Linked DNA regions of Homo sapiens: all the other regions are linked to region 2. The links are chromatin contacts, found by Hi-C or POLR2A ChIA-PET in ENCODE. All regions are on one chromosome and are shown on one strand. Each heading gives the region's core, a stretch centred on a gene start or an enhancer-like site at or near the end of the contact. The rest is flanking DNA. Distances are from core to core; before and after follow the strand shown.

Region 1 (2,700 bases), core at 52-2,551, 1.9 Mb after region 2:
GTGAGTCTTGTTTGGGGAAGGCTTAGAATGGTGGAGGGGACCACGAGTTTAGAATGGACCTGGAACACTCCAAGTAAGGAGCCAGGTTTCTCATGCCCCAGGGAAGATTTGGGTTGTTTTGGCTTTTCTAGAAGGTTGCCATCTCTCTGGGTCTGACATCTAGGCCTCTGCAAGACAGAGTTTCTCAACCATAGCAAAAGCCAAGGAAATGGCCATATGGCTGCAGTAACATGTATTGACAGGCAACTGGGTGACAGCTTGAGTCACCTTTAGGAGAAGTGAAACCTGTCAGTTAACCCTGAAACTTTGTCTTCCTCATCTCAGGGAGAACACAGACTTCATGTTAAGACCCAGAACCGCAGTCTTGGGGTTGGGGCAGGTCCTGTTTTCATCAGGCAACTCAACAGAAAGATGAAGACAGGAGTGGAATGCAGAGAGCCTCTTTGCCCCCAGTATGCTCCACTCTTGTCAGAACAAGACATGCATGAAGTGAACTCTAAAGTGTCTTCTGTTCTCCCGAGCAAGCCTGGAACACAACGCTAGCTTTGCCATGCTTTATTGCAGGGCAATATAGTCAGTTTTTCAGCAAGAACAAGATGATGACTGGTACAGTCTAAGAAAGTGGACAGAATAGGTAGAAGCTCATACCCAGACTCAGGAAACTTTTAACTCATTCTTGTCTAATATATAGTATATTTTCTGCATAAACTATAAGTTAAGTATACTTTAATGCAGATAAGGCATTTAAAACATAATTTTGACAGTTAAAAATATCATGAATACAGAGCCAGTAAATAAAATGAAATAAATGAAATAACAAAATCTCCTCAAGTTCTAAATAGTCTGTTCATTCTTCCTCTTTTCCAGGTGGAAGCTCCCTCTTGGGATAAAGGATCCACAGTGGAAAAAAAAAAAGGTAGTTTTATACTGAGCCCCCACATCTGATTCAGGGAAGCAAGTCTGTGTTCCAGACAGGGAAGCCAAGGCTAAATACTTTTCTGTTTCATTGAGGTCTCAGGAAAATGCAGGGTTTCAGGATAATCCCCTTCTTGCAGTCTAGGAAGGGAGGTTTCTAAACCTTCTCATGTATAGTCCCTTACTTCTTATGCAATATATGCCACTTGTAAGGCATTTGCCAATTTAAATTGGCTGTAACTAACAAAGCCAAGATCTCTAATTTCCTCCCTGTCCCTGCCACACCCAGAAGCTTACACAGTAGGAGGGGTTGGCAGGTTGAATTTCTGGTCCTTCATCCCAGTCAGCCAGTAGGTAGTCTCATTTCCTCTTCCCTGGTAAGACAAAAGAGTTACGTACCACGGAGTCCAAGGAGTCAGTTCAGTTGTAGACCACTGTTTCCATAATGATCTGTTTCTGTGACATGTTTCACTTCCGCATTTCTCATCAGTGCCAATATTTAAGCACATCACACATTCCTGTTATGATTTGCATTATCTCTAGACAGATTTTTATTTCCAAGTGCCTTTTTAAAAATAAGTTTCTCATTCAGCAGACATCCTTTTCTCAAAGTAGAGTTTTCTTTTTTTTCCCCAAAAGACATTTTAAAATATCACTCTAGCAACATCACAAGAACTCTAACTTAAAAAGGAAGAAAATTCATCTACAATTCTGCTACGTCAACAAATCCAACTGGTTGTCATTGTCCATATTTCCTTCTAGCCCTTTTTGCAATAAAGTTTTGCTACAAAACTTTTGCTACAGTTTCCCTATCTTATTACAAACACATGTACATCACAATTAAGAACTCATTAAGTGGCATTTCTGGGGCCCATCTGGAGGCTACGGAATGTATGGAAATTTACTGGAATACTGGAAACCCTGTTTTTGCTAAAGCTGGTATTTGAAAAAGAGATACAAAATACATATGGCCCAAACACAGCCAGTGAACCACTATTTTTAAAAAATGAGTTTAATAATATATATCTATAATATATATCAATAATTTAAAAATGAGTGATTGATATATATATATATATAATTGATATATATTGTTAAACTCATTTAAAAAAGTAGTGGTTCACTGGCTGTGTTTGGACCATAGCAATCCATAAACTGGTTCTATTTTGGGGTAAGTGTTCTTTGTAAAAAATGTACTTATGGAGGACTCAAAAAGCAAGTGTGATGTTAGGACACTTTTACGTAAAAGGAGACTTTTCCAAGGTGCAATCCAAATGTAAAGGCCAGAAGCATTATGGCTACCGGAGACAGGTAACTTACAGTTAATAGCTGGCTTTGCCAGTTGTGAAAAGATTCCAATAACTTTGGAAAAGCAGCCTGAGAAGCATTTGGAGACAACTGATGGCTATGGAGGGCAGCTGTTTTAAATGTGAGGAACTGCATGAAGAATCTGGAATAGCGATTCTCAAATATTAGTGTGGTCACAAACACATTATCTTGTTAAAAATATAGATTTCTGATCTACGCCCACAGAGAATCTTGCATAGTAGGCCTGGTAGAGTGTCCACACATCTGCATTTTAACAAGCTTCCAGATGAGGAAGAGGAGGAGAATGGGGCCACACCTTGTCATTCACTCCTTGTGATTCTAGAGCTTCCGAATAGTAAAGCAACTGGCAAGAGAGGTGACCTCAGATCATAGCAGCAGTGTGTAGTAAGAGTAGGGAAGTAAGTGGGGGGACAAGGGTTTTGATTCAAATTAAATAAGTCCTGGACCAGACTGTAT
Region 2 (2,700 bases), core at 201-2,700:
AAACAAGCTACACATCAAGCTCATCTGTAGCATAGGTGCTTAAGAAAACTTTGCTGCTGTGTAATATTAGAACGGAAGGTTGGTTTCCAGTAAAATGCATTAACTTTGGCTCAAACCAAGATGATGGGTACCGGGCATGGGGGTGGGGAGGCAGTTGAAGATCCACTGAGCTTTGTCTCAGGGCAGCCCTGCTCATCGTCCTACTTTACCTTCCACCACGGTGCTCAAGCCCACACTGAGAGAGAAATTTCCAGCTGCAAAAGGGAGAAGAGAAACGCTGGAATACTAGTATCGGACGTTAGGACATGGTTGTGGTGTTTTAAAAATCATTTCATCATCTGGAGTTTGACCCCGAGGGGAGTATTTTCACCCTTCAGCCCTCTGAAAGCATTCACTAGCATCTGAATATTGTTCTGAGTTTGTTGGAGCAGTGAAATCTGGTGAGAGAGAAGGGTGGAGGAAGGAAGGAGCTGTTGTATTTGGCGGCTGGACTCAGGTAGAGGAAACTGCTACAATCCCGGGAAAGAACAGAAAAGTAGAAAGGGACGAGTTCCCACACGCAGCCAATGTCCATGGCCTTAACTGTGCTTGGGAAGGAAGATCCTGGGCCAGGGGTGTACCCTCGTTTTTCAAAACTAAACGTGTCTGAGACAGCTACAAAGTTTATTAAGGGACTTGAGAGACTAGAGTTTTTTGTTTTTTTTTTTTAATCTTGAGTTCCTTTCTTATTTTCATTGAGGGAGAGCTTGAGTTCATGATAAGTGCCGCGTCTACTCCTGGCTAATTTCTAAAAGAAAGACGTTCGCTTTGGCTTCTTCCCTAGGCCCCCAGCCTCCCCAGGGATGGCAGAAACTTCTGGGTTAAGGCTGAGCGAACCATTGCCCACTGCCTCCACCAGCCCCCAGCAAAGGCACGCCGGCGGGGGGGCGCCCAGCCCCCCCAGCAAACGCTCCGCGGCCTCCCCCGCAGACCACGAGGTGGGGGCCGCTGGGGAGGGCCGAGCTGGGGGCAGCTCGCCACCCCGGCTCCTAGCGAGCTGCCGGCGACCTTCGCGGTCCTCTGGTCCAGGTCCCGGCTTCCCGGGCGAGGAGCGGGAGGGAGGTCGGGGCTTAGGCGCCGCGGCGAACCCGCCAACGCAGCGCCGGGCCCCGAACCTCAGGCCCCGCCCCAGGTTCCCGGCCGTTTGGCTAGTTTGTTTGTCTTAATTTTAATTTCTCCGAGGCCAGCCAGAGCAGGTTTGTTGGCAGCAGTACCCCTCCAGCAGTCACGCGACCAGCCAATCTCCCGGCGGCGCTCGGGGAGGCGGCGCGCTCGGGAACGAGGGGAGGTGGCGGAACCGCGCCGGGGCCACCTTAAGGCCGCGCTCGCCAGCCTCGGCGGGGCGGCTCCCGCCGCCGCAACCAATGGATCTCCTCCTCTGTTTAAATAGACTCGCCGTGTCAATCATTTTCTTCTTCGTCAGCCTCCCTTCCACCGCCATATTGGGCCACTAAAAAAAGGGGGCTCGTCTTTTCGGGGTGTTTTTCTCCCCCTCCCCTGTCCCCGCTTGCTCACGGCTCTGCGACTCCGACGCCGGCAAGGTTTGGAGAGCGGCTGGGTTCGCGGGACCCGCGGGCTTGCACCCGCCCAGACTCGGACGGGCTTTGCCACCCTCTCCGCTTGCCTGGTCCCCTCTCCTCTCCGCCCTCCCGCTCGCCAGTCCATTTGATCAGCGGAGACTCGGCGGCCGGGCCGGGGCTTCCCCGCAGCCCCTGCGCGCTCCTAGAGCTCGGGCCGTGGCTCGTCGGGGTCTGTGTCTTTTGGCTCCGAGGGCAGTCGCTGGGCTTCCGAGAGGGGTTCGGGCTGCGTAGGGGCGCTTTGTTTTGTTCGGTTTTGTTTTTTTGAGAGTGCGAGAGAGGCGGTCGTGCAGACCCGGGAGAAAGATGTCAAACGTGCGAGTGTCTAACGGGAGCCCTAGCCTGGAGCGGATGGACGCCAGGCAGGCGGAGCACCCCAAGCCCTCGGCCTGCAGGAACCTCTTCGGCCCGGTGGACCACGAAGAGTTAACCCGGGACTTGGAGAAGCACTGCAGAGACATGGAAGAGGCGAGCCAGCGCAAGTGGAATTTCGATTTTCAGAATCACAAACCCCTAGAGGGCAAGTACGAGTGGCAAGAGGTGGAGAAGGGCAGCTTGCCCGAGTTCTACTACAGACCCCCGCGGCCCCCCAAAGGTGCCTGCAAGGTGCCGGCGCAGGAGAGCCAGGATGTCAGCGGGAGCCGCCCGGCGGCGCCTTTAATTGGGGCTCCGGCTAACTCTGAGGACACGCATTTGGTGGACCCAAAGACTGATCCGTCGGACAGCCAGACGGGGTTAGCGGAGCAATGCGCAGGAATAAGGAAGCGACCTGCAACCGACGGTAATGACCCTTTCCCAACCATAGAATGTGTTTGGGGCCCCGCTTTGCCTGCTGGAGGGTGTTAACCTTAGCTTGCTTTTCGGCGTATTCTGATTTAGCTTTGGGAGAGCTAACTTTATTGGTCTTAGGTGTTCAGTGCTACCTGGCCCACTGCTTGTCTGTTTGTGACTTTTAAGTCAGAAACTGGAGATGGTAAGATCCGATAATTTCCCTAACTTAATACATCGCGGTCCCTCTCACTAGCAACTCCTAGGTATGTGACAAAGTTGGGATGTTTATCAACGGTCCGCCTCCTGGCTAGGG
Region 3 (2,734 bases), core at 93-2,592, 1.4 Mb after region 2:
CACCAAAGGACACATGCACTGGTATGTTCATCACTGTGCTATTCACAATAGCAAAGACATGGAATCAACCTAGGTGCCCATCAATGGTGGATCAGATAAAGAAAATGTGGTACATATACACCATGGAATGAATACTACACAGCCATGAAAAAGAATGAAATCATGTCCTTTGCAGCAACATGGTTGGAGCTGGAGGTCATTATCCTGAGTGAATTAATGCAGGAACAGAAAACCAAATACCACTTGTTCTCACTTATTGGTGGGAACTAAACATTGAGCACACACGGACAAACATGGACACTGTGGACTACTAGAGAGGGGAGGCAAGGGAAGAGTGGTGTGTGAGTTGAAAAACTACCTATTGGCTACTATGCTCACAACCTGGGTTCAAACCTGCACATGCACCCTCCACATTTAAAATAAAAGTTAAAATTTAAAAATTAAATAATGCAAACATATAGGAAGAAGGAGGAGGAGGAGGAAGAGGAAGAAGAGGAGGAGGAAGAGGAGGAAGAAAAAGAAGGAGAAGGAGGAGGAGGAGGAGAAGAAGCCACCGCCTAAGGCCACTGGGCTTGCTGACCTGCCCCAGAGCAAGAGAAGGAGCACCAAGGAGCAGGACTCAGGGGTATAGCTCGATGGGGGAGGGGCACAGATGATTCCCTTGGGTCTCTGTTTCCTGAGGCATGCAGAAGATGGATTCTACAATTTGCTGCAGACCCTCAGTAGGGAACCTTGGAGGACAGATGTCCTCAATACCAATGCCAACAGAGCACCTGGGATGGAGCCTTATCAGGAGCATCTAAAGTCATTCCCAGTACTACCAGTGGCAAACCACTACCCTTCAAGCAACCAGCCAGACAGTGAGAATGATTAAAAGAAACGTGGGGAGGTGCCACCATCTGCATCCCTCAGCCTTGTTCCTGACTCAGTCTCAGGGAGGTAAGCAATGGAGGAAGGAGGGAGATGGAAAGAGCAGGTGATGACAGCCACCCTGTTGACCTAAAGAAAGAAATAAAGGCACAATTAACATAGAGAGTTTATTTGCGCCAAGGTTGAGGATGGCTACCTGGGACACACATTTAAGCTGCCTTGAGGAGTGCTTCTATTTAGTCTTTGTTACAAGCAGGTTTTTAAAGGCAAAAGGGGAGAAGGAGTGGGCAGATACAAAGTTGTTAGACAGGAATTCTCACTGATTTATGGAATTAACATTGGTTAGTGATTGGCTTTACGTTGTTGAACTACAGTGTATGAGTTATGATGTCCAGTGCAATGCATTTTATGGCTACTTGGCATCAGTTACTCTAGAGCCCACAGAGCAGGTGGCTTTAAGATGAAATGATTTAGCTCAAAGGGAAGTGAAACATGACTGCTGTCACACACTGTCACAATTCAATGCTTCACTGGGCCTGATAATTAAAGAGGGTTCACTCCCTTCCTCTAGGCCCCTGAAACCTGAACTGGAGAGAGGAGTGAGAGAGCTTTGAATTAAGCATCAGACAGATGTTTGTTATGATTTGAATGTATGCATCCCTCCAAAATTCATATGTTAGCAGCTAATACACAAGGTGATGGTATTAGAAAGTGGGGCCATCGGAGGGTGATTAAGTCATAAGGACTTCACCTTTATGAATGAGATTTTGTGCTTACAAAAGGGCTTGAGGAAGTGAGTTTGCCCCTTCTTCTCTTCTGCTATGTGAGGACATAGAGTTTGTCCTCATCAAAAGATGCAGCAACAGGGCACCATCTTGAAAGCAGAGAGAGAAATTTTACCAGACATCAAATCTGAGAGATTTGTTTGGTGTTACGTATAGATGATGTCTGGTAATTAATGAGACAACAGAATGTTGTAGGATTTGCTGTCTTGGCTACTGTAACTCATACTACACATCTACAAGACTGTTGTTTAAATAAAATGTAGATAATTAATTCTCAATTTGCTTATAAACTGAGTAATGTTGTACTATAATGTGAACCCAAGAACATGTTGGAAAACATCCACTGAAAAATATATAACACTAAGAAAATTGCTGTGATAACAAACCTACAATTCTGGCCAAATAGAGCAGATATGTTGTTATTTGTGGTAAATCTAATAAAGCAGGTTATTTGAGCTTATTTGTGTTGCTACTGTAGAAAGTAGAATCTCCACTCTCTCAAAAATGTTTAACCAGTATATACAAAGTAATTCGTCACCAAAAGCAACTGTCTTATTTTAATATTCAAATTTTCTGCTTGTTTCTCCTTTACTAAATTTAAAACTCTTTATTGAATACATTCTCAGAGCAATTCTACTTTCTACCAAATCTGCCAGCAACTTGGTCTTGGACTTCCCAGCCTCCAGAACTGCGAAAAATATATTTCTTTTTCCGTTTTTCTTTTTTCTTCTTTCTTTTTTGAGATGGAGTCTTGCTCTGTCAGCAAGCTGGAGTGCAGTGGCGTGATCTCGGCTCACTGCAACCTCCACCTCCTGGGTTCAAGCGATTCTCCTGCCTCAGCTTCCCGAATAACTGGGACTACAGGCACGTGACACTATCCCCAGCTAATTTGTGTATTTTTTAGTAGAGATGGGGTTTCACCATGTTGGCCAGGATGGCCTCAATCTCTTGACCTTGTGATCTGCCTGCCTCTGCCTCCCAAAGTGCTGCGATTACAGGCATGAGCCACTGCGCCTGCCCATATTTCTGTTATTTATAAATTATCCACTCTCAGTATTTTGTTATAGCAGCAGGAACAG
Region 4 (2,700 bases), core at 84-2,583, 1.7 Mb after region 2:
AATGGCGCGATCTCGGCTCACCGCAACCTCTGCCTCCCAGGTTCAAGCAATTCTCCTGCCTCAGCCTCCCGAGTAGCTGGGTTTACAGGCATGCACCACCACGCCCGGCTAATTTTGTATTTTTAGTAGAGACTGGGTTTCTCCATGTTGAGGCTGGTCTTGAACTCCTGACCTTAGGTGATCCGCCCGCCTCGGCCTCCCAAAGTGCTGGGATTACAGGCGTGAGCCACCGCCCCCAGCCCCATTTCTCTAATTGTTAACATTTAAAGTTGTCAGATTTTACCTAAAAATCTAGATGTCTTGCCTCTTGAAAAGCAAACAACATTTTTGCTTGAGGATAGCAATCTACAATTGAGTATAGATGCTGTCTCCTTCAGATAGGGCCTTCTCTTGCCCACCTCTGGTCCTCTTCACTGAATCACGTTACCTGCGTGGCCTTGGAAGACAGTTCCTTTTAAAGACCTATCCTACGTATTTGATAGTTTATTGGCAGCCTTAAATATCTAAAATATAACTTCTAACCCAAAAGAAAGTAAACATAAGTAAAATTTAGCCTACTTTACTTGGTAGGAGAGACTTAGAATATATAAAGTCAGTTTACTCTTTAGAAGATATGGCACCTTTTGTAACCTTTCACTTTGTCCTAATTTTATATAGAGTGCCATGGGAGCCAAATGAAGGAGATCCAATGGCATAACAACAAGTAACGATTGAAAGTGAAGAGATTAAAGAAATACTAATTAGAAACATCTAAGTACCTTGAGATCTTTTATGTGATAATCAGTTCTGTTTTCTTTAAATGTTACCGCTGTGTTAAAGGACATCACTATCAACTTGATGTTCTTAATGGTGATACTGAATAAGAAAAAGTTAAAGTGTATTCAAGCTATGCAGTTTACTGAACAGATAAATGAAATAACATTTTATAAAAGATTTTTGCTCAAATTAGTTGAGCTAAGAAGTTTATCACTGAAAATAATGAGTAAATTTCCTAATAGAATGTTTTCTTAACCGTACACTAGATTAGATAATGGCCGTTAGGCCATTACAAACTTTATTTTTGTTGAAAACTTACATCTATTTACATTTATTAATTTAACATTTACAGTGTCTATGTGAAGACTACCTTGATGATGCATGAAACATGATAATTTATAATCTTGATCTGACTTAAATTTGAATTCCACATTTCCCAGAGTGAAAGCCAGCTTGTTAACATTCAAATAATACCACGACATTGGTAACTCTAAGGAAGTGCTAAAAGAATGTTATGCCTTTTTGGAAAATGGTTTTCTAGTTAGAGTTCAACTTTAGAGAAAATTGAAAAAGTGATTAACTTGCACAGGAAACAGTGACTCCCCTGCTTTACTGCTCTTCACACTTTGAAAAGAGAAAGTGATTTGAGAGAAAGCCTAATGTCTATTCAAATAAGTGATTGTTTTTTAATTGCTCAGGTTAGAACTCTCACAAAGAGTTCTCTGTTGGTGATATGTAACAGTCTGTTATTAGTCATTAATATGTGAATATGGAAATTGTGAAAACAGCACAAATTGATTTAGCAAATCTTCATCAGTTTAGTGAAAGAGGGACCTTAACACTGGAGAGAGGTCTGAGGAGTTGCTTCTGCATCTGCCTGAGGGAATCTTGTCTTTCCTTCTGAAGTAAGGCAGATACAGCTAGCCAACTGCCAGTAGAACTATCTGACTCGTGTATCCCTTTGTTGGATATAGAAATACCTGTACCATGGCATACATAGTGGAAAACATTAGTATAGAAGTTAGGAAAAGATTACTTCTGCTCTCGTACTGTTATTAAGTAATTGTGTAGTTTTGGATAAATATTTAACCTCTTTGTGTTATCCCTGATCATTAAATGAGATGGGTCGTTGGAAGAACACCAACTTTGAGTCAAACAGAGTCAGGGTGAATCCATGTTCTTCCTCTCATTAGTTATAGGTTATATGAAAAATGGATATATAGTGCTCAAAGTACAGTACCTATTTATGATTATGTGTTCAGTAAGTCTTAGGTATTTTGTTTGTTTGTTTGTTTGTTTTGAGACAGAGTTTTGCTCTTGTTGCCCAAGCTGGAGTGCAATGGTGCTATCTCAGCTCACTTCAACCTCCGCCTCCCAGGTTCAAGCGGTCTTCCTGCCTCAGCCTCCTGAGTAGCTGGGATTATAGGCGTGCGCCACCATGCCTGGCTAATTTTGTATTTTTAGTAGACACGGGGTTTCACCATGTTGGCCAGGTTGGTCTCGAACTCCTGACCTCAAGTGATCTGCCTGCCTCGGCCTCCAAAAGTGCTGGGATTACAGGTGTGAGCCACCATGCCTGGCCAAGTCTTAGGTATTTTTATGGAATGAGGCAAGTTACTTATTTTCAGAACCTCAGTTTTTCTTGTTTTTAAAATGGGAATAATGTTTATCATAAAGAACTAATATTGGGGTTTAAATGAGGATAACAAATATAAAGTCAAGTGAAGTGTAGCACAAATTAAATATTGGTTGCATTTGTTTCACAAGACTCCCTTTAGCACAGATCTTTTTTTTTTCTTTTTTTTCTTTTAAAAATCATCATTTCAGGAAGAATGGAGTTGGGAGAAATCTGGTCTACTGGGTAGTTTAGAAAAGGATCTTTAGGGAGAGGGCGTATTTAGGGGCCTGGCTGATTTACAGTAAAAATGTCACAGAGCAGGGTCT

Evidence for each region. Hi-C counts contacts between places; a loop is a spot of excess contacts on that map. ChIA-PET counts read pairs that join two places held with the same protein, here RNA polymerase II (POLR2A). Pooled maps may share reads with other maps.
Region 1: a loop to region 2 is called in a pooled map, with 5 times the contacts of the local background. The contact joins the enhancer-like site here to the promoter of CDKN1B in region 2. A Hi-C loop is called at or near these places in 1 of 168 maps with a recorded cell type or tissue (OCI-LY7), 1 of 37 single-sample maps with no recorded cell type and 3 of 50 pooled maps.
Region 3: a loop to region 2 is called in a pooled map, with 6 times the contacts of the local background. The contact joins the enhancer-like site here to the promoter of CDKN1B in region 2. A Hi-C loop is called at or near these places in 2 of 168 maps with a recorded cell type or tissue (IMR-90 and OCI-LY7), 1 of 37 single-sample maps with no recorded cell type and 5 of 50 pooled maps.
Region 4: a map with no recorded cell type shows a loop between it and region 2 (9-fold over the local background). The contact joins the enhancer-like site here to the promoter of CDKN1B in region 2. A Hi-C loop is called at or near these places in 4 of 168 maps with a recorded cell type or tissue (CD4-positive, alpha-beta memory T cell, CD8-positive, alpha-beta T cell, GM12878 and 1 more), 7 of 37 single-sample maps with no recorded cell type and 16 of 50 pooled maps. POLR2A ChIA-PET finds 5 or more read pairs at or near these places in 4 of 52 experiments (activated CD4-positive, alpha-beta memory T cell, activated T-cell, activated naive CD4-positive, alpha-beta T cell and 1 more).

What each region holds. Positions count from the first base shown.
Region 1 is chr12:14,613,655-14,616,354 of GRCh38, forward strand. GUCY2C (guanylate cyclase 2C) reads right to left here. Exons shown (of 27, transcript NM_004963.4): 26 at 1,213-1,289. It overlaps PLBD1-AS1 (PLBD1 antisense RNA 1), which reads left to right. Exons shown (of 6, transcript NR_120465.1): 4 at 868-916. Among named protein-coding and RNA genes, the nearest start is that of PLBD1, 47 kb to the left of the region's middle. RefSeq lists enhancers at 235-284, 295-394, 415-664 and a silencer at 1,197-1,246. Within about 2 kb of position 1,302, at least 7 of the 41 ENCODE cell types and tissues checked have a DNase peak (open chromatin) inside an H3K27ac peak, as active enhancers do; they include OCI-LY7, where a contact is called at or near this core.
Region 2 is chr12:12,715,918-12,718,617 of GRCh38, forward strand. It overlaps CDKN1B (cyclin dependent kinase inhibitor 1B), which reads left to right and starts at 1,451. Exons shown (of 3, transcript NM_004064.5): 1 at 1,451-2,397. The coding sequence starts at 1,923. It also overlaps a transcript of GPR19 not described here. RefSeq lists silencers at 835-1,404, 1,829-2,017 and enhancers at 1,425-1,474, 1,555-1,654.
Region 3 is chr12:14,155,934-14,158,667 of GRCh38, forward strand. No RefSeq gene overlaps it. Among named protein-coding and RNA genes, the nearest start is that of GRIN2B, 180 kb to the left of the region's middle. Within about 2 kb of position 1,343, at least 2 of the 41 ENCODE cell types and tissues checked have a DNase peak (open chromatin) inside an H3K27ac peak, as active enhancers do; they include OCI-LY7, where a contact is called at or near this core.
Region 4 is chr12:14,389,683-14,392,382 of GRCh38, forward strand. All of the region lies in intron 1 of ATF7IP (activating transcription factor 7 interacting protein), which reads left to right. Among named protein-coding and RNA genes, the nearest start is that of ATF7IP, 25 kb to the left of the region's middle. Within about 2 kb of position 1,334, at least 2 of the 41 ENCODE cell types and tissues checked have a DNase peak (open chromatin) inside an H3K27ac peak, as active enhancers do; they include CD8-positive, alpha-beta T cell, where a contact is called at or near this core.